Regions from separate parts of the Homo sapiens genome. Here region 1 is linked to region 2. The links are chromatin loops, found by intact Hi-C in ENCODE. Cell type or tissue: K562. All regions are shown on one strand. Links, peaks and the distances in the headings refer to the core of each region. The heading gives the core; the rest is flanking DNA.

Evidence for each region. A loop is a pair of places that touch in the nucleus more often than their neighbours do. Peaks named below come from ENCODE experiments on the same cell type or tissue, not always from the same donor. Only the 100,000 strongest peaks of a DNase experiment are listed, where the experiment ranks them.
Region 1: a loop joins it to region 2, with 6 times the contacts of the local background. A loop is called at or near these places in 2 of 110 quality-filtered maps.

The regions. Positions count from the first base shown.
Region 1 is chr18:1,058,227-1,068,895 of GRCh38, forward strand. LOC107985165 (a long non-coding RNA gene) reads left to right here. Exons shown (of 3, transcript XR_001753317.1): 3 at 3,237-3,310. Among named protein-coding and RNA genes, the nearest start is that of LINC01904, 140 kb to the left of the region's middle. In K562, for the core only: a CTCF peak has its summit at 4,552 (motif pointing left); a DNase peak (open chromatin) is centred at 4,555; H3K27me3 peaks cover 577 bases.
Region 2 is chr18:897,429-908,097 of GRCh38, forward strand. It overlaps ADCYAP1 (adenylate cyclase activating polypeptide 1), which reads left to right and starts at 7,443. Exons shown (of 5, transcript NM_001099733.2): 1 at 7,443-7,632; 2 at 7,958-8,068; 3 at 10,231-10,362. The coding sequence starts at 7,959. It overlaps LOC124904340 (a long non-coding RNA gene), which reads right to left and starts at 9,224. Exons shown (of 2, transcript XR_007066435.1): 1 at 7,654-9,224; 2 at 5,336-6,920. RefSeq lists a silencer at 2,866-3,066 and an enhancer at 10,288-10,669. In K562, for the core only: a CTCF peak has its summit at 4,977; DNase peaks (open chromatin) are centred at 4,963 and 6,403; H3K27me3 peaks cover 2,973 bases.

The sequences.
Region 1 (10,669 bases), core at 1,177-9,176, 160 kb after region 2:
TCTCTATTTCATTTACTTCTGTTCTAATCTTTATTATTTCCTCCCCTTTGCCAACTTTGGGCTTTTTTTTTCTGGTTCTTTAAGATGTAAAATAAAGTTGTTTATTTGAAATCATTCTTTTTTCTCTTAATGTATACACTTATCACCATAAACTTCCCCCTTTGAACTGCTTTTGCTGCACCCCATAAGTTTGAGTATGTTGTGTTTTCATTTTTGTCTCAAAATACTTTTTGATTTCTTCTTTGGCCCACTGATTGTTCAGTAGTGTGTTAATGTATTAGTCATTTCTCATGTTGCTATAAAGAACTGCTCGAGACTAGGGTAATTTATAAAGAAAAGAGGTTTGATTGACTCATAATTCCACATGGGTGAGGAGGCCTCAGGAATCTTATAATCATGGTGGAAGGGGAAGCAAACTCATCCTTCTTCACATGATGGCAGGAACGAGAAGTGCCGAGCAAACGGGGGAAAACCCCCTTATAATACCATCAGATCTCGTGAGAACTCACTCACTATCATGAGAACAGCATGAGGGTAACCGGCCCAATGATTCAATTACCTCCCACTGGGTCCCTCCTACGACATGTGGGGATTATGGAAACTACAATTCAAGATGAGATTTGGGTGGGGACACAGCCATACCATATCAGTTAATTACACATAATTTACACATTTTCAAAATTATTCCTGTTATTAATTTCTAGTTTCATATCATTGTGGTTGGAAAAGATACTTGATATGATTACACTTTCTTAAGTTTGTTAAGACTTGTTTTGTGGCCCAACATATGATCTACCCTGGAGAGCATTCTGCGTGCAGTTAAGAAAAGTGTGTACTCTGCTGTTGCTGGGTGGAATGTTCTGCATTTGGTCTGCAGTGCTATTCAAGTCTGCTATTTCCTTAAAGGTTTTCTGTGTGGTTGATTTATTCATTTTTGAAAGTGGAGTACTGAAGTCTTCTACTATTATTATGTTGCTTCTGTTTCTCTCTTCAGTTCTGTTAATATTTGCTTTTTGTATTTATTTGCTCTAATGTTGGGTGGAACTATTCATAATTGGCATATTCCCTTGATGAATTGGCCCCTATATCATTATATATTGACCTCTTTGTCATGACAGATTTTGACTGAAAGTCTATTTTGTTTGATATAAGTATAGCCATACCTGCTTTCTTTTGGTTTCCATTTCCATGGAATATCCTTTTCCATCCCTTTATTTTTAGCCTGTTTGTATCTTTAAGGCTAAAGTGACCCTTTTGTAGGCAGTATATAGTTGAATTTTATTTTTAAGTTTATTCAACCACTGTGTGTTTTTTGATTGGGGAATTTAATACATTTACATTTAAAGTAATTATTGATAAGTAAGGTCTTACTATTTCCATTTTGTTAATTGTTTTCTGACTATTTTTTAGATTTTTTATTCCTTTTCATATCTGTTGGTATCTTTCCTTGTGAGTTGTTGATTTTTTATAGTGGTATGCTTGGATTCCTTTCTGTTTATCTTTGGTGTGTCTACTAGTGGCTCTTTCTTTCTCCCTTCCTTCCTTCCTTCCTTCCTTCCTTCCTTCCTTCCTTCCTTCCTTCCTTCCTTCCTTCTTTCGAGACAGGGTCTTGCTATGTCAACCAGGCTGGAGTGCAGTGGTGTGATCGTGGCTCACTGCAACCTCTGCCTCCCAGGTTCAAGCAAGTCTCCAGCACCAGTCTCCCAAGTAGCTGGAACTACAGGGGCGCACCACCACACCTGGATAATTTTTGTAATTTTAGTAGAGATGGGGTTTCACCATGTTTCCCAGGCAGGTCTTGAACTTCTGGGCTCAAACAATATGCTTGTCTTGGCCTCCCAAAGTACTGGGATTACAGGCATGAGCCACTGCACCCGGCATGGCTTTTTCTTACGGTTACCATGAAGTTTACATAAAACATATTATAGTTATAGCATTGTGTTTTAAGCTGATGAGAATGTAACTACAATTGCATTAAAAGACTCAATACTCTTACTTCTGCCTTCTTCACATTTTATATGATTGATATCACACTTTAAATATATATATATATATATATATATATATATATATATATATATATATATATATATATTTTTGAGACGGAATTTTGCTCTTGTTGCCCAAGCTGGAGTGCAATGGTGCGATCTTGGCTCACTGCAACCTCTGCCTCCTGGGTTCAAGCGATTCTCCTGCCTCAGCGTCCCAAGTAGGTGGGATTACAGGCACACACCACCATGCCCAGCTAATTTTTTGTATTTTCAGTAGAAATGGGGTTTTACCATGTTAGCCAGGCTGGTCTTGATCTCCTGACCTCAGGTGATCCACCCGCCTTGGCCTCCCAAAATGCTGGGATTATAGGCGTGAGCTACCATGCCAGGCTTAAATATTTTTATACTGAATATCCATTAACAAATGATAGTAGCTATAGTTATTTTTAATACTTTTGTCCCCTAACTTTTAATCTAGAGTTAACAAGTGATATACACACTAGCATTAGAGTATTAGAGTATTCTGGACTTGACTATATGTTTACTTTTACCAGTGAGTTTTATCTTTTCATGTGTTTATCGTTTTTATGTTGTTACTATGATGGTTAATACTGAGTGTCAACTTGATTGGATTGAAGGATACAAAATATTGATCCTGGGTGTGTCTGTGAGGGTGTTGCCAAAAGAGATTAACATTTGAGTCAGTGGGCTGGGGAAGGCAGACTCACCCTTAATCTAGTGGACACAATCTAATCAGCTGCCGGGAAATATAAAGCAGGCAGAAAAACATGAAAAGGAGAGGTGGGCCTAGGCTCCCAGTCTACATCTTTCTCCTGTGCTGATGCTTCCTACCCTTGAACACCAGACTCCAAGTTCTTCAGTTTTGGGACTCGGACTGGCTCTCTTTGCTCCTCAGCTTGCAGATGGCCTATTGTGGGACTTTGTGATCATGTAAATTAGTACTTAATAAACTCCCCTTTATATATGTATTTATATATATGTAAATGTCTCATATATATAAATGTCTGCTATTAGTTCTGTCCTCTAAGAGAACCCTGACTAATACAGTTTCTTAGCATCTTTCCATGTTATGTGAAGACATCTCTTCAGCATTTCTTGTAAGGCATATCTAGTGGTGATGAACTCTCTTAGCTTTTGTTTGTTTGGGAATGTCTTTATCTCTCTTTCATTTCTGATGAACACTTTTGCTGGTAGTATTCTGGTTGGATTTTTATTCTCTTTCAGAACTTTGAATATATCATCTCATTCCTTCCTGGCCCACAAGGTTTTTGCTGAGAAGTCTCCTGACATCCTTATGGTGAGTTTCTTGTATATGATGAGTGTCTTTTCTCTTACTACCTTCAAGAGTCTCACTTTGTCTTTGACTTTTGACAATCTAATTATGTGTTTTGGTGTATTTTTCTGTGGGTTGATCTTACTTGAGATCTTTTGAGTTTCGTTAATCAGAATGTTCTTATCGCTCCTGAGATTTCAGAAGTTCTAAGCCATTATTTCTTTAAATAAGTTTTCTGCTCCGTTTTCTGTCTCTTTCTATTGAAATTCCCATAATTAGTATATTTGTTTGTTTGATGATGTCCCAATTTGTCCCTTATGATTTCTTTACTAATTTTTATTCTTTTTTTGTTTTGTTTCTCTAATCAACTAATTTTTAATGATCTGACTTTGATTTCACTGTTCTTTTTTCTGCATAATTGAGTTTGCTCTTGAAGTTCTTTATTGTATTTTTTTAGTTATCTTATTGTATACTTCAGCACTAGGATTTCTGTTTGGTTCTTATTTATGGTTTCTATTTCTTTATTAAAATTTTTATTTTTTCATGCATTGTTTTCCTGGTATTGTTTAATTACATGTGTTCTCTTGCATCTCATCGAGCTACTTTAAGATCATTATTTTAAATTGCTTGTCAGGCAATTTATAGATCTCAATTTCTTTGGGGTTGGAACTTTATTTGTTTCCTTTGGTGGTGTATGTTTGTCTGATTCTTTGTCATTCATGAAGCCTCGTGTTGGTGTCTATGTATCTGAAGTAGCAAACATATTTTTCAGTCTTTACAGACTGGTTTTGGCAGGTAAAGATCTTTTTCTGTTAAATGTCTAGGCTGTTGGGATTGTCTCTGGGATCACAGTTGATTGAGTGGGGTTGGAATCGAGTCACATGGCTACTGCTGGTTCTGCACTGGGTCCATGTTTGATAGGCCTGTTACCAGGGGCTCCAGCAGGTGTGGGTCCTGTCTGGTCCTTGGGCAGACTGAGCTGCCTCCAGGTTCTTGGTCAGTAGGGGTGGTGCTGAGACCAGGCTCTGTTTCAGGGTCCACAGTTGATTTGGCTGATGGTGAGCCTGTTACTAGGTATGTAGAAGGGTATGTTTCCCTCTGAGTCTAGGGGAGTTTCTACTGGGTCACTGGGTAGGTACTTGAAGAGACAGTACTGGCTCCGGATCAAGGCTGAGAGGGGTCAATTAAGTTACAGGGCTGCTTCAGGATCCAGAGCTGAGACTGAGATCTGCAGTCCTGTCTCCAGAGGCAGAGATGAGTGTGCCTCCTGGTGGTTTCTTGGGCAAACACAATTGCCACTGGACCAAAGCTGAATGAGGCTAGAGCCAAGTTACAGGGCTGTTTCAGGATTGGTTGTGGGACCAAGGTTGGCAAGCCTGTTTATTGGAACACAGATGAGTGTGAGTTCAAGCATGTTCTTGAGTGGGCATGAATGCTCTCAGACTACAGTTGAGAGGGGCTGGAGCCGAGTTACCAATTCGTTTCAGGATCTACTGTGGGACCAAGGTTGGCAAGCCTGTCTCCCAGGGCATGACTGGGTATGACTTCTAGAAGGTCCCTCACTGAGTAGACCTGCTTTTAGGCTGCAGCTGAGAGGGACTGGAGATGAGTTATAGGGCTCTTTCAGGGTCTGTATGGGACTGAGGTTGGCAAGTCACAGACCAGCCTGACTACTGGTGGGTCCCAAGGAAGGCACAACTGCTTGCAGACCACAGCTAAGAGGAGCTGGAGCCAAGTTACAAGGCAATTTCATGGTCTGCTGCTGGGATCATGGGCCTATCATTTGAGACTCATGTGGGTGTGACCCCTCTCAGGTCCCTTGGCAGATGGTTCTAGTGGCAGAACCAAGGCAAATGAAGTTGTATCTGATACATAAGGAGATGAGGCTGTTTTTCACATCTGTAGCCTGCATTATGGTTAGTGACACTGCCATCTGAGTGCAAGCCTGTTCTCAAGACAGCCTTCTTAGGTCTTGGGCTCCACCAGGGTTCTCAGTCTCCAACCAAGGCTCACAATAGCACTTTGTCTACAGATGGCTGTCAAATTCTTGTTATTGTAGGGGGATGGGGATACAAGCAGAGGACATTCTATCCCATCATTTGGCTGACATCCCTATTAATCTGTTTAATATGTACCCTTCTTGACATAGAGTAATACTAACTTTTCATAAAATTGAAAAAACCACTATATTTTAACGATTTATACACCTAAATTATTATTTCTATAATAGTAAATTTTTGCATAATGTGTTTAAGTAGATGTATACAACTGCTTTGTCAATCACTTCTCTGTATAGAGGGAGGAAATTCCCAAGTGAAGATTTAAACTTTCTTCTTTCAAGTTTTAAATTATGTTTTTCCTTAGGATGTTATGGTTAAAAATTTAATCCGTCTTTGATCTCTCCTTGGATGAAACAGATTCATCCAATAATAGCACATTGAAATATGTGGTTTAGTGTAATCTCTGCTTCTACTGCAAACAGAAGAGAAATAAAGGATCTCTAGGCACAAAATTAATTGCTCTGCATCAGGTTGCATTGCCATTTAAGGAAAATTTATCTTTCATTATGATTGTATTCTCTATTATTTGAAAACTTGAGGCATGTTTATTTTTAGTATTGTGAGTTTCTATTGTCAAGCTGACCACCATTATTTGTTATTTCTTGAATCTTAACCTCAAACAAAGGCATTGCCTCTTTTTGGGGAAAAAGACTGACTCTTTATAATATAGATAGGCTTTTATTTTTATTTTCGAAACATCTGTATGCTCCACATTTAATTTTGAAAATACTATAAAGATATGGCTCATGTTCCTGATTATTTCATTAAATTGTTAAATGTAAATGTTCCAAATTTGGCAGTTTAAACATTGTGAATCCTAAAACTGATTAAGAAAATTTCATAGAATCACAATTTTAATTGGGCTACCCAATCTTATCAATTCAATTTCACTGCATGTTCTTAATCTACCTAAGTATATTCCCAATCCTTAATATAGATTTCCAATTAAAAAGAGGGAGAATGTTTTGTTTCTTTTATATTTATCCCCTAATTGCTTTTAGGCTCTGCAAAGGTTCTGTTTTGTCCAGGTGGTTGTTTTGAAGCATACTGTGCTTTCAGAATCTCTTGAAATATTTACAGATGATGAATCTGCAGCCAAAACACTCAATAAACAGCACCTGCAGAACTTAGACTTTGTCTAAATTTGGAAGTCAGAACTGAGGACTGGTGATTTGGATAGTTCTAGGGAATATGACTTTTGGAAGAGGATTTCAGAAATTTGAAGTAAAAGCTTGAATCATATTTACAACCTAACTGCTAGAGTTCTTCTTATATAATATATTTTGTCATTTTATGATCGTTCCTTTTTTTTGAAATTTAACATGTCAGGTTACCAATCTTTTTGGTAACTAAGAGATTTAGTAAATGTTACAGATTTGCAAAACTGTAGCTTGAAGTTAACTTGGGGCTGAAAGGAAGGATCTCTTGTACTCATTACCTGGCAGGGTTGGGCCTTGACTGTTCTAGTCTCATCCTCCATCCAGGTGTGCTGGTAAGTGTTTAACAATCACCTCACCAAAAATAGGTAAATAAAAACAGCCTGATTTGTAGCATTTGCTGATTTCCATGTAAATATGTCCTCTGGCTGATTTCAAGATATCAGAGATTTAACTGCTGGCTTTCACAATTTCTGAAAATTTAGTACTTGGCTCTCATGAGCCCTTATAAACCTGCTACAGCAGGTGAATCTATATTATCACCTGTCTCAGGAATCCATAATTCAGGAATTTTCATCTTTATTTGTGTTTAACTTGGTATTTTTTCCATGTTGTTACTGTGGTTAGATTCGTGAAAATGCTGAAGCTTTAAGAAAGTTCTCATTCTTCTAATTTGTATGCAACAGAAACTGCCAATAGCAACTTCCCACAAATACCTTAGAGTGGCTCCTTTGCATTGAAAGCAATAAATCCTATTTACAGGGAGAGCATGAAGTTCCTTATCTATTCCCCTCTCCCCCAAAAGAAACAAATGAACATGTATATATGTGAGAGAGAAAAGGGAAGAGGAATTTTAATATAAAGATAAAATTTAGTCTAGTGCTGATCATTTCTCTTTATAGCCTTATATGAACTTCTGAAGTATAGGCACTTTGTATTCTGGTAAAGAGTAGCTTCTCAAAAAGTTTGCTGGAGGAATGTCAAAGCTGCTTGCCTAACCTGAAGACAGAGAGTCACTTAAACTCTTCTAGAAGTTGCAAGAGCTCTCTGAGGATGTTTTACCTAGAGGTCTTAAGATAGTGATGCAGAATAAGAGAAAAGAAATGATGGGAAAATGGCATTATCAGCTCTCTTCCATTCTGCCATCTCCCACCACTCCTGTAATAAGTGGACTTCTAAAAGATTTGGGGCTGCCGTCTTCTACTATGAATAATCAGGCCACAATCAGCAAAGAAGCTGGGGGATGAGAAGTATGGAGACTTTTTGGTCAATACTGGTTGTATTAGTCAGGGCTCTCTAGAAAGACAGAGATAATAGGATAGATATAAATATAAAGGGGAGTTTAGTAATGAGTATTAACTCACATGATCACAAGGTCCCACAATAGGCCGTTTGCAAGTTGAGGAGCAAGGAAGCCAGCCCGAGTCCCAAAGCTGAAGAACTTGGAGTTTGATGGCAGGAAGAATCCAGCATGGGAGAAAGATGTAGGCTCGGAGGCTAAGCCAGTCTAATCTTTTCACATTTTTCTGCCTGCTTTATATTCGAGCCATGCTGGCATCTGATTAGATGGTGCATACCCATATTAAGGGTGGTCTGCCCCTCCAAGTCCACTGACTCAAATGTTAATCTCCCTTGGCAACACCCTCACAGACACACCCAGGATCAATACCTTGCATCTTTCAATCCAATCAGGTTCACACGCAGTATTAACCATCACACTGGGTTAAGTCAATTAGGGAAAAAGAATGAAGACCACCCAAGATTCTAGGAACAAAGTTTCTATTCTCTTGGCTTTGCTTGTCATTTATTTACTAGTATTTAGATGATTGTGACATATTTCACCTGGGCAAATGATTGTATTGTGATTACTTTGTCAGGAACATTCAGATTTCAGTGATCATCAGAGCCATGGCTACCCTTTAAAACAATAAAAATATGAACAACTTTAATTATATTATCTTAGAAGGACAAAAATTCTTAGGAGTACAAGTATTCGGATATTTTTCTTAAGTTGTGCTTTCACTATGAACTATTTGTCAAACTAATATCCAAAGAAAGTGGGGTTTTTTTTGGTGCATTTAGTATAATTTGGGGAAACTTGAAGTTATATTGGCATAAAAATTTTAGAAATTCTTTCCTTATTTTCAGAAACCATTGCATGTACCATCAGAGTTGGATTGATTCTTGATTATTGAGATATGAAAATAGTCTTTTTTAATTTCTCTGTTCTTCAGGCATAATTATAGAGTCATGTCAATTTAAGGCAAAGTAATTCTAATTAAATCTGAGAGAATAATTAGGTAGGTTGCTGTGACTTAGTTAGTTGGATAAGGTGTAGTTTGAACAGAAACCAAAGTTAATCATATGGGAGATTGTGGTTGTCAGTATGTACGAAATATTCTTAGAGTAAATTTCAAATATTCAAAATTCACAAAAATGGATAGTCACTTTGTAACACTGTCCTTAGGCAAACTTTCAGGTTTGAATATGGTGGGGGAGGGGGTGGGCACAGATATTTATTCCTTACAGTTTGCTAATAAAGGGAATTATTTTGACAGATTTAAAGAGGTTAAACCAATTTTGCATTCTGGAGACAATCCTCGCTGGGTCATGGTGTATTACCTTTTTTATATATCGTTGGATTAAGTTTGCTCAATTTTAAGAGTGTTTACATGTATGTCTCAGAGGAATACTGACAGATAATTTTGTTTTCTTGTAATGTCTTTCGTTCTTCTAGCAGGATAATGCTGGTTTTACAGAATGAGTTGGGAAATATTTCCTGGCCTTCAATTTTCTGGAAGAGTTTGGGTAGAATTGATAATGTTTCTTTTTAAAATGCTCATAAGAATTCATTAGTGAAGTCACCTGGGCCTGGAGTTTTCTTTGTGAGGGGTTTTTTAATTAAAAATTTAATTGCTTTAATAGATATAGGGCTATTCAACTTAACTGTATCTATTTCTTTTTATGAGATATTAGGCAATTTGTGTCTTTTGAGGAATTCATATATTTTATCTAAGCTGTTGAATTTATAGGCATAAAGTTGTAGATAATATTTTCTTAATTCCTTATCTGTGGATTGTAGTGATGTCACCTCTCTCATGCTTAATATTGGTATTTTGGCTCTTCTCTTTTTTTCCTGATCAGTTGGGCTAAATGTTTATCAATGTAGTTTTATCTTTTTATCCATTATTTTTTGTGTTCTATTTCATTAATTTAAACTTTGAGTATCCTTATTTCCTTTCTTCATATTTTGCTTTTAATTTTCTCTTTTTTTCTAGCTTCTTAAGCTCAGGTAACTGTCTTGATACCTTTATTTTTCTAATTTAAGGCATTTAGTTCTATGAATTTCCTTTTAGGTACTACTTTACTTGAATTCCACAAATTTCAATATGTTTTGTTCTCAATTTCATGTATTTCAAAATACTTTTTTTATTTTTATGTTTTATTCATCTTTAGTCTCTTTTTTTCCTATTCTTGTTTAATTCCTACACAGTTGGGGAATTTTCTAGAAATGTTTCGTTATTGACTTCTAATTTGATTCCATTGTGATCAGAGAAAACATTTTGTGTCGATTGAATACTTTTAAATTTATTGAGACATATGGATTACAATATGGTCTGCCTTGGTAGATGTTCTGTGTACAATTGAAAAACTATGTGGAGTGAAGTGTTGAATGCAGTATTCTATACATATCAATTAGGTCAATTTGGTTGATTATATTTTTCACATTATCTATGTGTTTACTGATTTTTTGCCTATTTATTTTGAGATAGGGACATTGAATTCCCTGACTTAGTTATGGCTTGGTCTGCTTTTTCCTTAGAGTTCTGTCAGTTTTTGCTTCATTTATTTTGACGCACCATTATTAGTTACATAAATGTTTGGGATTATTATGCCATCTTGATGACTTGACCACTTTATATGTATGAAATGATTCACTTTATTCCTAGTAATATTCTTGTCTGGATGTCTATTTTATTTTACATCAAAATATCCCCTTCAGCTGTCTTTTAATTAGTGTTAACATGGTATATCTTTATCCAATCTTTTACTTTTAACCTATTTATGCCTTTGTAACTAAAGTGGATTTTCTATAGGCAGCATACTGATGGGTTTTTTTTTAAATCCAATCTGATAATTGCCATCTTTTAATTCTGGTCCTTACAC
Region 2 (10,669 bases), core at 829-8,828:
TTTAGAGATTCAGGGGTATGTGCAGGCTTGTTAATAAAATCATTTTAATTAATGACTTAGGGTGGCAATAGTTTTTACTTTTTCAACAACCTGGTATATGTAAATAAGAATTCATGGTACACTGTTGATGCACATATTTTTAGAAGCATACTTAGTCTATAAAGCAAAACCCATGAGTATGTGATATGTTTGTAGTCTAACTTATCCAGTTTCAACTGTGTTAATAGCTTTGATCCCTATTACATTAAACATGCTTTTTAATTGAAAAATTAATAAGAAACTGATTTTATTCTCAGTTGAGTAACAGATTAAAGCTAATATTAAATTAGCAATCTGTATTTATAACAATCCTAGTGGCCGGGCGGGGTGGCTCACGCCTGTAATCTCAGCACTTTGGGAGGCTGAGGTGGGCGGATCACGAGGTCACGAGATCGAGACCATCCTGGCCAACATGGTGAAACCCCATCTCTACTAAAAATACAAAAAATAGCTGGGCATTGTGGCCCATGCCTGTAGTCCCAGCTACTCGGGAGGCTGAGGCAGGAGAATTGCTTAAACCCGGGAAGCGGAGGTTGCAGTGAGCCAAGATCGCACCACTGCCTCCCAGCCTGGTGATGGAGTGAGACTCCATCTCAAAAAAAAAAAAAAAAAATTCCTAGAGAAAATAAATATGCCAGTATAACATATTATAGTCATTAAGACTGTCTGGAGTCATTGAGACTTGAATCTGAAGTTCAGCATTACAATGTAGCAGCTGTGTAACTTTGGATAAGGTACCTGAGCTCTTTTAGTCCCGATTTCTTGTCTGTAAAATGGAGGTAATAACAGTGCCTACAAAGAAGTTTGTTGTGAGGGAAAGGAAATAAGTAGTCAAGCACTTAGCCCAGGAAGTGTTCATTAAACAGTTGTTGCTGTTGCTGTTATTCACTGGTGAATAACAAAACCATACAGTCCCTTTGGAAGGAAGGATTTAAAATAATTTAAACAAATAATCACTAAAAATTTCAACCAGTACATTTATGACAAATGTAATAGTATTCCAAGCAGATGATAGTTTTTAAAAATTTATGCCTGTGTATATTTGGGTAGAGACAAAGGATTATTTAAAAAGTATTTTCAGGTTGGGCACACTGGCTCATCCTTGCAACCCCTGCACTTTGGGAGGCTTGAGTCCAGGAGTTTGTGACCAGCCTGGGCAACACAGGGAGACCTTGTCTCTGCAAAGTAATAATAATAACAATAATAATAAATAAAATTAGCCAGGCATGGTGGTGGCATGTGCCTGTAGTCCCAGGTATTCAAGAGGGTGAGGCAGGAGTCTCACTTAAGCCCAAGAGTTTGAGGTTGCTGTGAGCTATGAATGCACTACTGCACTCCAGCCTGGGTGACCGAGGAAGACTCAGTAAAAACAAAACTAAACAAACAAACAAACAAAAACTGCAAAGCCGTGATTACCATACAGTGCTAGTAATAATGATAATAAAAACAAAGGCTCCAAAATTATTACATGTAAACCTATATTCACAGGTAGATAATGCCAAGCCTGAGCCCAAAGGGCAGAGGGATGCTAGGGGCTCACAGAGGAAGACCTTCTTTTGATTTTACACACAAAAACCTTGTTTTATTTTGCATATAGATTCCCCTTCCAACATTTTCTGAAGTGGTCTCAAAAGCTTATTTAGGATATTGGTTTTCCTGGATCCTGTCCAAGCTTTTCCTTCTGCATTTAAGCCTTATGTCAGCAGAGGATTTAGACTAAGTAGAGAGAAGACTTTCTTCTCCTTGGCTTTTTAGAGGAGGTGCTCTGGAATTTGGAAGATGCTACACAGTGAAGTCTGGGATATACATTTTTGGTACCCAGTAAACTCATGTTCAGAGAATAAGGCCTTAGTAGAGCCATATATGTGAGATATTTGGAATCATCCAAACCTGTAGCAAAGGTTAGATCCTGGTTTTTGTTTCTCAGATGTCTGCTTTATATCTCAAAACAACAAGCAAAATTTCTTGGCTCTGTGAATATGCAATTCTGTTCTTAGATTAGAGAGAAGCTTTACTCATGTGGTTTGGAAGGCTTCCTTTCCTAGTTGTTTTCAGTGTGTGAGAAGCACTACATTTTGAAGGTCAGAGAAGTCATGACACATTATAGGTAAGCTCATCAGCTTCTTACTTCACAGTGAGTTCTGAAAGGCATGATGCATGCAGTCCAGTAAGTGATGGTCATGATGTTCTGGTTCAGAACATTTGGGTTTCCCTACAGGTGTAATCGGTATGAAGTGAGTCATTAGTCATTGCATTTTCTGGAAAAGTCGGTAGAGAAAAGTTTAAGTGAAATGTAATACAGTGTTATAATTCACTTTTGTCACTCACAGGAGAGGATGATGTTTTGCATCAGGCTTGTTTACTGAAAAAGCTTATTATAGCCTGGTTCTTATGCTAAGTACTGGCTAAAAAAGAATAGAATGTGCCAGGCACGGTGGCTCACGCCTGTAATCCCATTACTTTGAAAGGCTGAGGCAGGTGGATCACAAGGTCAGGAGTTCGAGACCAGCCTGGCGAACACGGTGAAACTCTGTCTGTACTAAAAATACAAAAATTAGCAGGGTGTGGTGGTGGGTGCCTGTAGTCCCAGCTGCTTGGGAGGCTGAGACAGGAGAATCACTTGAACCTGGGAGGCGGAGGTGGCAGTGAGCCGAGATTGTGCCACTGCACTCCAGCCTGGGGGACAGAGCGAGACTTCATCTCAAAAAAAAAAAAAAAAAAGAATGCACAACTTTTCCAATCTTGATTTAGATTATTTATACTAGGAATGTGTGAGGATGCCTTGAACAAACATGTCCTTTTATATGGTTAAGAAAATCAAATGTTGTAGGATATAGAGATAGTGGTAGTAAAAGGTAATGGTGTAGAGATATGTACCTAAGGAAAGAGAATGTCATGGAGAAACCCTGGGTACTATGGGTGACTGAGCCAAAAAGAAAGTAGTGGAAATCTTATCTAAGTGACCAGAAGCCGCACTTCACTGGGCTGCTTAAAGGCAAAAATACTTTTAGCTCACCACTGATTTGCAATATGGGGATGGAGGGGAGCAGTGTTTAAAAGATGCTGAAGATTCCCATGCAAGAGAGGGAAAGCCAATTTCCCAAGTGGTGATGGTCCAAAGGCAGGAACCTGGCACAGACACAACAGTACAAACACTATAGTATTTGCTAATGTTGTGAAGCCATCTGCAATTCAAACTCCCAGTATATATACTAGACATATTCCTCCTGTTTGAATACAAAAACCCACTTCCTCAAAGGCTAGAGTTCTTTAAATTGAATGTTAATTCAAGGTTCAAGGATTGACCCTTCAACAAAGGCGGATGTGTTAGCCACCAGGAAAAACAATTCGGGGAAGGGTTAGTTTGACTTTTAGCTATTATTTATCATTTCTTACCCAAACTTGTTTTCACATCTGAAGGACCAACAGGATAAAAGTTGATACATTAGGGACTTGAAGTTCAGAGTATTATTAAATCATTTCCAACAAATATATATAAACAGCGTCTTCCGGGCAGGTCAGGGCTTAGCTCAAGTCACTTTCAGTTGCTGTGCCTCAGGGAGGATGCTGGTTAGACCTCCCACTGAAAGATTTCCATTGTTCTTCTAACTTTTCTAGCCAAACATGATTCCAGTTAATGTAACAATCTCACAGCCTGGAAAGAAACTGCCAGCCTGGGAAATCTACTTTTCTGGCCTGGGAAGTATTCTGGTGAGCACTGAGGGAAGGGAGTAGGGGTGTTGGAAAGAAGACTTGAAATTCCTTTGTGTTATCTGTAAATAGAACGTTCTAACTCTTTGGTCTCTTCTTCCTCCTCTCCCCCAACCCCCTCTTTCATCATTTTCAATTATATATAGGAGGTTGGAAAGTTTCTCTTGAGCTCTTAACCCCAGTCACCTAAATACCCTTTGTGAGGGAAACTGGGTAAGAACAATTAAAGTGGAAGGCTCTCCTACCCTGGTCTTGCTCTTCCCCAATTCTCCTCTAGCTCCTCCTCCCTTTATCTCTCTCTCTTCTCATAAAAGTGCTTTAGTTGAGGCTTCCTAGGATTCACCCTCCAGCTCCTATCTGCACTTGAAGCCAGGCTGGGGTCTGCACTTGCAATTAGTATGTCTGTTGGACTGGGCCACGGTATCCCACCTGGCCACTGCCGCATGCCTCCTCAGTGCATGCCGGGGCTCCTGGTCTCTCTAGCCTGGGGCTTTGGGCTGACAAGTTCCCTCTTCCTTGCAGCTCCCTCAAAGTCCCAGACACAAAGGCCTCCAGGATGCTCTGTTAATGCTTGACTGGAGCCTTCCAAGATTAGAATCAAAGGGGCATTTGGGGGTAGTTTTGGTCTTTGAGACTTCAGTCATCCCATATTCCCTCTACCCAATAGAAAGCAGAAGGGGCCTATACTCTCATCTAGCAGCTTCTAGTTCCTCCTATCTATTGGCCTTTTCCCTTGGCCCAGGGCCAAGGCCAGATTTTCATGAATAGGAAAGCTCTCCTGCAGAGAGATGTCAAACATGCCCAGCTAGACAATGGCCATGAGCAACAAAAGATCTGTGGGTGATCCTGTAGGAGTTTGATTCCCCCAGGCTGCTGTGGGCAGGGCTGTGTGGGTCTTTAGATTGTGTTGAGCAATTGGTGGGTCTAGGAAGCTTGATTTTCTGGAGTTCAGTGACCAAGAATCTCAAGTTCTCTGTTTAGTCTTTCACTCTCGTGAATGGGTTCAGGTCTGAAGGCCTGTAATTTTTGGGTGCTGAGCCCCGAGTTCTGAGCTGAGAGTATCTAAGCTGAGAAGAGCACGGGGTCGCAGCCTTGGTAAGTCAGAGGCACAGTTCAGCCTCTGTTGGCCCTTGGAGCCAGCAGTTAGTCGTCCTCCCCAGATAGTTAATCGTGTTTGTGGTTTTCCCCCTTTAATGGGCCGTGAAGTCAGCAAACTCCCCACATGGTGGCTCCCTTTACTAAAGTTGAGTAGTGAATTGTACAAGGAGTCTTGGAAATTTTCAAATATTTCTCCAGATTGAACTCAACTCAGAATTCGTGTGGGAGGAAAGAGTAAGGATTTTAATGGGGTTCACCTTTGACGTGAAGCAAGGCGGAAGACAGGAAAGCCACAGTGGGGAATAGCTTTGGGCGCTTTAGTAAGAAAGACATCTCTGCTTGATTATCTGGTAGTGTTCACCGCAGGCTCTTTGTGTGCGAGCTTGCTGCAGAGGCAGAGCTGAACATGGAAAACACGCATGTAAACAGTCCAACATAAATCAGTGAGCATATGTATCAGAGAAAAAGAGACATATTCCCATGTAGATGTGGTTTGAAGCTTTATTGAAGGCAGACAATCTGAAGCACGGCCAGGAATAAACTAAGAGGAAGCAGACAGTTTTCGGTCATTCATGGCCAGGAATAAACAAAACTTAGTTTTTTTTTTTAAGAAGGAGGAAGTATTAAATCTCAAATAAGAGCAGGAACAGCATTTAGAAGGAGAAATATAATATCTTGGAAAAAGCATGCAGAACTAATATAGCTTATTTAAATGTGAGATCCAAATCGTAGTAACAGGAAACCCTCCCACTAAACTGGAATTTCCCCTAATTTTTGTGTAAGATCCAAATAATTAAAATGCACTCTAATGGTTATTGATGGCTCTATTTTCTTTCTTTCTTTCTTCTTCTTCTTTTTTTTTTTTTTAAAGAAATAGACCTGAGTTCTCTTACTGGAGTAGAAATATATGAACCTTCTTCAATTACCCAGGAAATTGGAAGCCTCTGGGTGGATATGGTCTTCCCTTATTGCTTTCCTCTTCCCACATCATTTTCAGTTAAAAAAATTAACTGTTTCCAGCAGAGGGATTCCTGTTAGAAACCTTCATCAGGTGAACTTGTACTGGGAACCCTCATGCTTTCCCAGTCTGTCTGTGTCTCCCAAACAGAGCTGAAGTTGTAAACAAAGTGGAAAAACATATTTCTCGCCCCCAAATTCTTAAAATTTCACTTCTTGTGGAAAACACAATTTCACAACATCAATTTTTAAAATCTGTAAGAGCCACAGAAGGTGTGAAAGTAGCCAAACAGCCGGTCTAGAAATCCAAAAGCCAGGACTAACGGGGGACAGAATGCTTTTTCCTCAAATCCAGGCAGGGATGGGGAGCATTCTCAGCATTAGGGCATTTATGGACGCTACAAGAGGGAAAGGATGTATCTGAACGGTGGGGGTGATTTAGGCGATGAATCGCCACGTTAATAGCACTACTGCCAAATCTTCAAATTTAGAGGCTCTGGTGAAAAATTAAACCGGTGGCAATTTTCAACGTTTGTAGCATCTGTTACCCTACACTTCAGCACCCGGAGTCTGGACAGCTCCGCAGGCCGCGCTCCGGAGGCAGCATGAGCTCTCATCAATCTACTCATAGCCCTACTGTCAACGGCAGCCAGACTCAGGAGAGATTTACTGAAAATCCTCCAAGACTTCCCTTTAAAAACAAAACGACTTCCACATTTAATGGTCTATCTGAAAGAACATACGCAAGAAATTAGGAGATCTAAATTAAATTTATTAATAGGAGAGCTTGATGATGCTTAATTCCAGAGACCAGAGCTCTGATTGGTGAGGCTTGATGAAAAAGTAAAGAGAAATCGTAATTATATAGTTAAAAACATAACTTTTGTCATCCTCAAAATTCTAAAAATTCTTTACCTGTCCTTGAGAAACGGGTGAAATTGAAAACCATCAAAACAATTGGACTTCTTAAAAATTGGATTGTATGAGTGAAAGGTGTTTATGAGAAGTCGATGACTCCGGATCTTATCATCCAAGAGGACAGCACAGAATAGTTAATATGTTCCTTGAGGGACTAGGATGCTGACGTCTTTTTCTGATACCCGATCATTACGTGACTGAGAAAAAAAAAAAGGAAGTCATTTCATGAATAAAAATCGGAGCGCAACAGTGCAACAAAATATTCTGTACTTAAAGGCAACAGGCAGGCAGATGTTGACAAAGAGGGCTCTCCAAAAACCATGTTCGGATAGATTTTTGCGAACTGCACAGATAAATAGGAGCAGAAGGCCGGTCACCTCTGTAACCAGCGGTAGCAGCAGCAGAAGCCGCAGCTTCAGAGGCAGCCGGAGAGACCTCGGAGCAGAGAAGGCGCCGCCGACCCTCGCGGCTGCCTGGCCCGCGGCTCCTACAAAGGCGGGCTAGCCGCCCGCCCTCTCCCTTGCCTTCCTCCCCTTCTTTTCTGACTTTCCCTCTTTCCCTTAATCGCCTGCTTCTTCCTCCGGGTGGACTTACGGCCACCTTGCTCCTCCGCGCTTCACCTCATCGCCCCCTCTTTCTTTCTTCTGCCTCTCTCTCTGCGCCCCCTTCTCTCCGTGTCACGCTCCCTCCTGGTTCTGCGCGTCTACAAACTTTTGAGCAGAACACGAGCCTCGGCAAACGAGTCCCGCAGCTCCTCCTGCTGCTCCCGCTGGTTCCTGCGGCTTCTGCTCAGACACCAACGCCAGACGGCGATGCCTCTCGGGTGGTGACTCCAGCGCAGGAACTTGAAGAAGCGCTTTGCCCGCCGTCCTACCTGGCAGCTCTCCTGGCAGCGGGAGGAGTTGAAGGGTAAGGGAGGGAAAATCTTACCAAAGCGACCGGCTCACTCGACTGCTGATTCTTTCGCTTGGCATCGCGTCAGGGGAGTTAGCTTTCCTTCAGCCGGGTCTGGCTAGTTATTGGGCGCCGGGTAGATGCATATATATATATTTTTTTCTAACTATAGCAAGCAAGAAGTGGCAGGGCGCGCACCGGCTGTCGCCAAGTGCTGTTCAACTCAGGGAGCCGGGGCTTCGCTCCGTCCCTCCCCCGGCTTCCAGAGCTTTTTGGGGTTGGAGGGTGGGAGGCCAGGGGCGTTCTCACAGCTGTGTGTCCTCTTTCCCATCCTGCGCAGAATGACCATGTGTAGCGGAGCGAGGCTGGCCCTGCTGGTCTATGGGATAATCATGCACAGCAGCGTCTACAGCTCACCTGCCGCCGCCGGACTCCGGTTCCCCGGGATCAGGTAGGTGCTGGCTGCCTGGCCCAAGCAGGAGCTGGGGCTTCCCAGGCACAGACGCTTCCTCACGGTCTCCTTCCTGCAGTCCTTTGGGTCCAGACTACTAGCATCGCCCTCTGCGCCCCCGGTGCGCCTCCGCCAGCCTCGGCTGGACAGCGGGTCCCCATTCTAGCCGAGGGTCTGGCAGGCTCCGCGACTGCTCGGACGCCTCCCCCAGCCCTAGGCAGCTCAGGGTCCCGGGTAGAGCCAGTGAGCTTCTGGCCGCTGGAGAACCCCCCCTCCCCCAACCCGGCCCACAGGATGGGGGCAGGGCACGGCCCCTAGCTTGGTTTCTTTTACCTATTCTTGGGACGAGTTAGGAGAACTTCAGCTCTGGAGCCTGGCCGGGGGTTGAGCGTGAAGCTCCCTCGGACTTTGCTTTGTTACTGCTTGTTCTGGACTATCCGGGTGGGGTCTCTCTCTCTCCTCCACCCTTTCTTTTCATTTCATTCCAATTCTTTCCCCTGAAGAGCTTTCTTTCAAGTGATCCGTGTTCCAACTGCATTTTGAATCCCAGGCTGTCTTGGGGGGCGTGCGGTGGGGAGGGTGTTGGCCCGGTGTGATTGAGGAAAAGCGACTTAAGAGAGGGAAGAACAAGGACGAGACTGCGAAGGAGGGGGAAAAACAGGCGCAAAGGAGGAGGAAGGGAAAGCCAGCAGGCAGGCAGGACCGGGAGAGCAGCCCTGCCTGGCCCGGGATGGAGGAACCTTGGCTTTTTTCTTAACCCCGGGTTTCTAACCGGCAGGCGCGGCCCAGGTTCCCGGAGGCAGCCCCAGAGTCGCGGACCGATGTGCCAGGCTGTGGATGAGCCCTGGGTAGGGGAGGGTTCGTACCAGCGGCGCCTGGGGCAGCGAGGAGCGCGCGTTCTGCCTGCGAAGCTGCCTTCTCCGAGCCCCGCCCAGGAACATTAGCTCTGGGGGGCCGCTGATCATTGATTTGGACGGAGAGATGGGTTCTGGGTTCTGTATTAGGATTCCAGCATCTGGGCTCGAGGCAGGGCAATATCCAGAAAGACCCCAGGGTTCGGGGTACCCGGGCCAGGGCTGAGGCGCATCGCCGAGCAAAGGCTGGGTGCGAGGCGTGCGGAATGATGCGCTTGCCTTGCCCGGGCCTCTCCAAGGATGGAGAAAAGGCGAGTGAAGCAGCGAAGTACGACTCCAACCCCGCCCAGAGAGTGCTACTAGCGCTGGCTGCACGCCAAGTCTCTCCAGGGGTCCAAAGCGAGAGGGATTTGTTTTAACCCATCTCTACCCGTCCTGTGTCAAGAACGGAGGCTGTAGAGGGCGACTGCGAAGTCGCCAGGCACTCGCTGGATCTCGGTCCCCCTCCTCGTGCTCTGGGGTTGAGATGGGGCACCGCCATCGATAACAGATCAGCGCGAACTATTCGTTTAGTGGCCTTAAAACACCCTGGTTTCACCCTCAGCTATTTTCAAGTTCCCGTGTGCCTGGCACTTTCTCCGTGCGAGAAGCACCGGAGGGTGCGGACGCGCCACAGTCTGAGCCGCCGCCGAACTGGCTAAGTTTAGGGGCATTTATTATTCATGTTCCTGCCAGATCCTCGCCTGCCCAAAATAGAAACCGAGGTTCTCCGTGACCTACATCTGCTCGGAGAAGGGCTCCCCTGGGCTCGGAGGCTGGGGTGGGGGTGGCTGAGGAGTTGGCCCCCGCACGCCCCACGCATCCTCTCCTTTGCTTTCTGGGCCTCCCCATTCGGGTCTTCGCGTGGGTCAGCGCCCGGTCTCCCAGGGCCTTTCTCGTCCCCGCCCGTTGCTGCTTTGGGGAGGCTCGGGAGCCAGGCGGGGAGGGGGGCGGTCCTTTTCCGTAGACAGGTGTGCGCGATCGGCGGAGACGCCTCGGTTTCCCAGCGCTTGTTGAGGCCGTGGCCCGCAGGACGACCCTTTACCCGCGAAGGGGGGGTGGGCGGGCCGCCCGGCGGGGTAGGAGTGGTTGGGTGTCGTTGCCTCCTCCTTACCTCTGCTCCCACCCCCAGTCCTGGGAGAAGAGACAATTCTCAGCGGAGGACTTTTATCACCTGTGAAAATCCGCGCGAGCCCCTTACTTTGGATCCTCGCCGAGCTGGGGAGGAACTTGCACTGACCACACCTTCTGTCCCCGGCCACCCCGCAGGCCAGAGGAAGAGGCGTACGGCGAGGACGGAAACCCGCTGCCAGACTTCGATGGCTCGGAGCCGCCGGGCGCAGGGAGCCCCGCCTCCGCGCCGCGCGCCGCCGCCGCCTGGTACCGCCCGGCCGGGAGAAGGTGAGATTCGCGCGGCCTCGCGCACACCCGCGGCTGGGAGCTCGGGACTGCGGTGACGGGAGGGGCAGTGTGGTGACCCACCCAGGATTTTTTTTTTTTTCCCGTGAAAGTCCTCAAGCCTGTCCTCTCCCTGGCCCGATCCTATTGCAGCGACAGAAAATCAGCAGCGGGCGGGTCTGTGTGGACCTGAGGGCCGCGTGGGGACCGAGGGGGGCTGTGGCCCAAAGAGTGGCAGTGAGTGGCGTCAAGGAACCCACACTCCGCATCTGCCACTCCTAGAGCCGGGACTAGCTCCCGATCCTAGCAG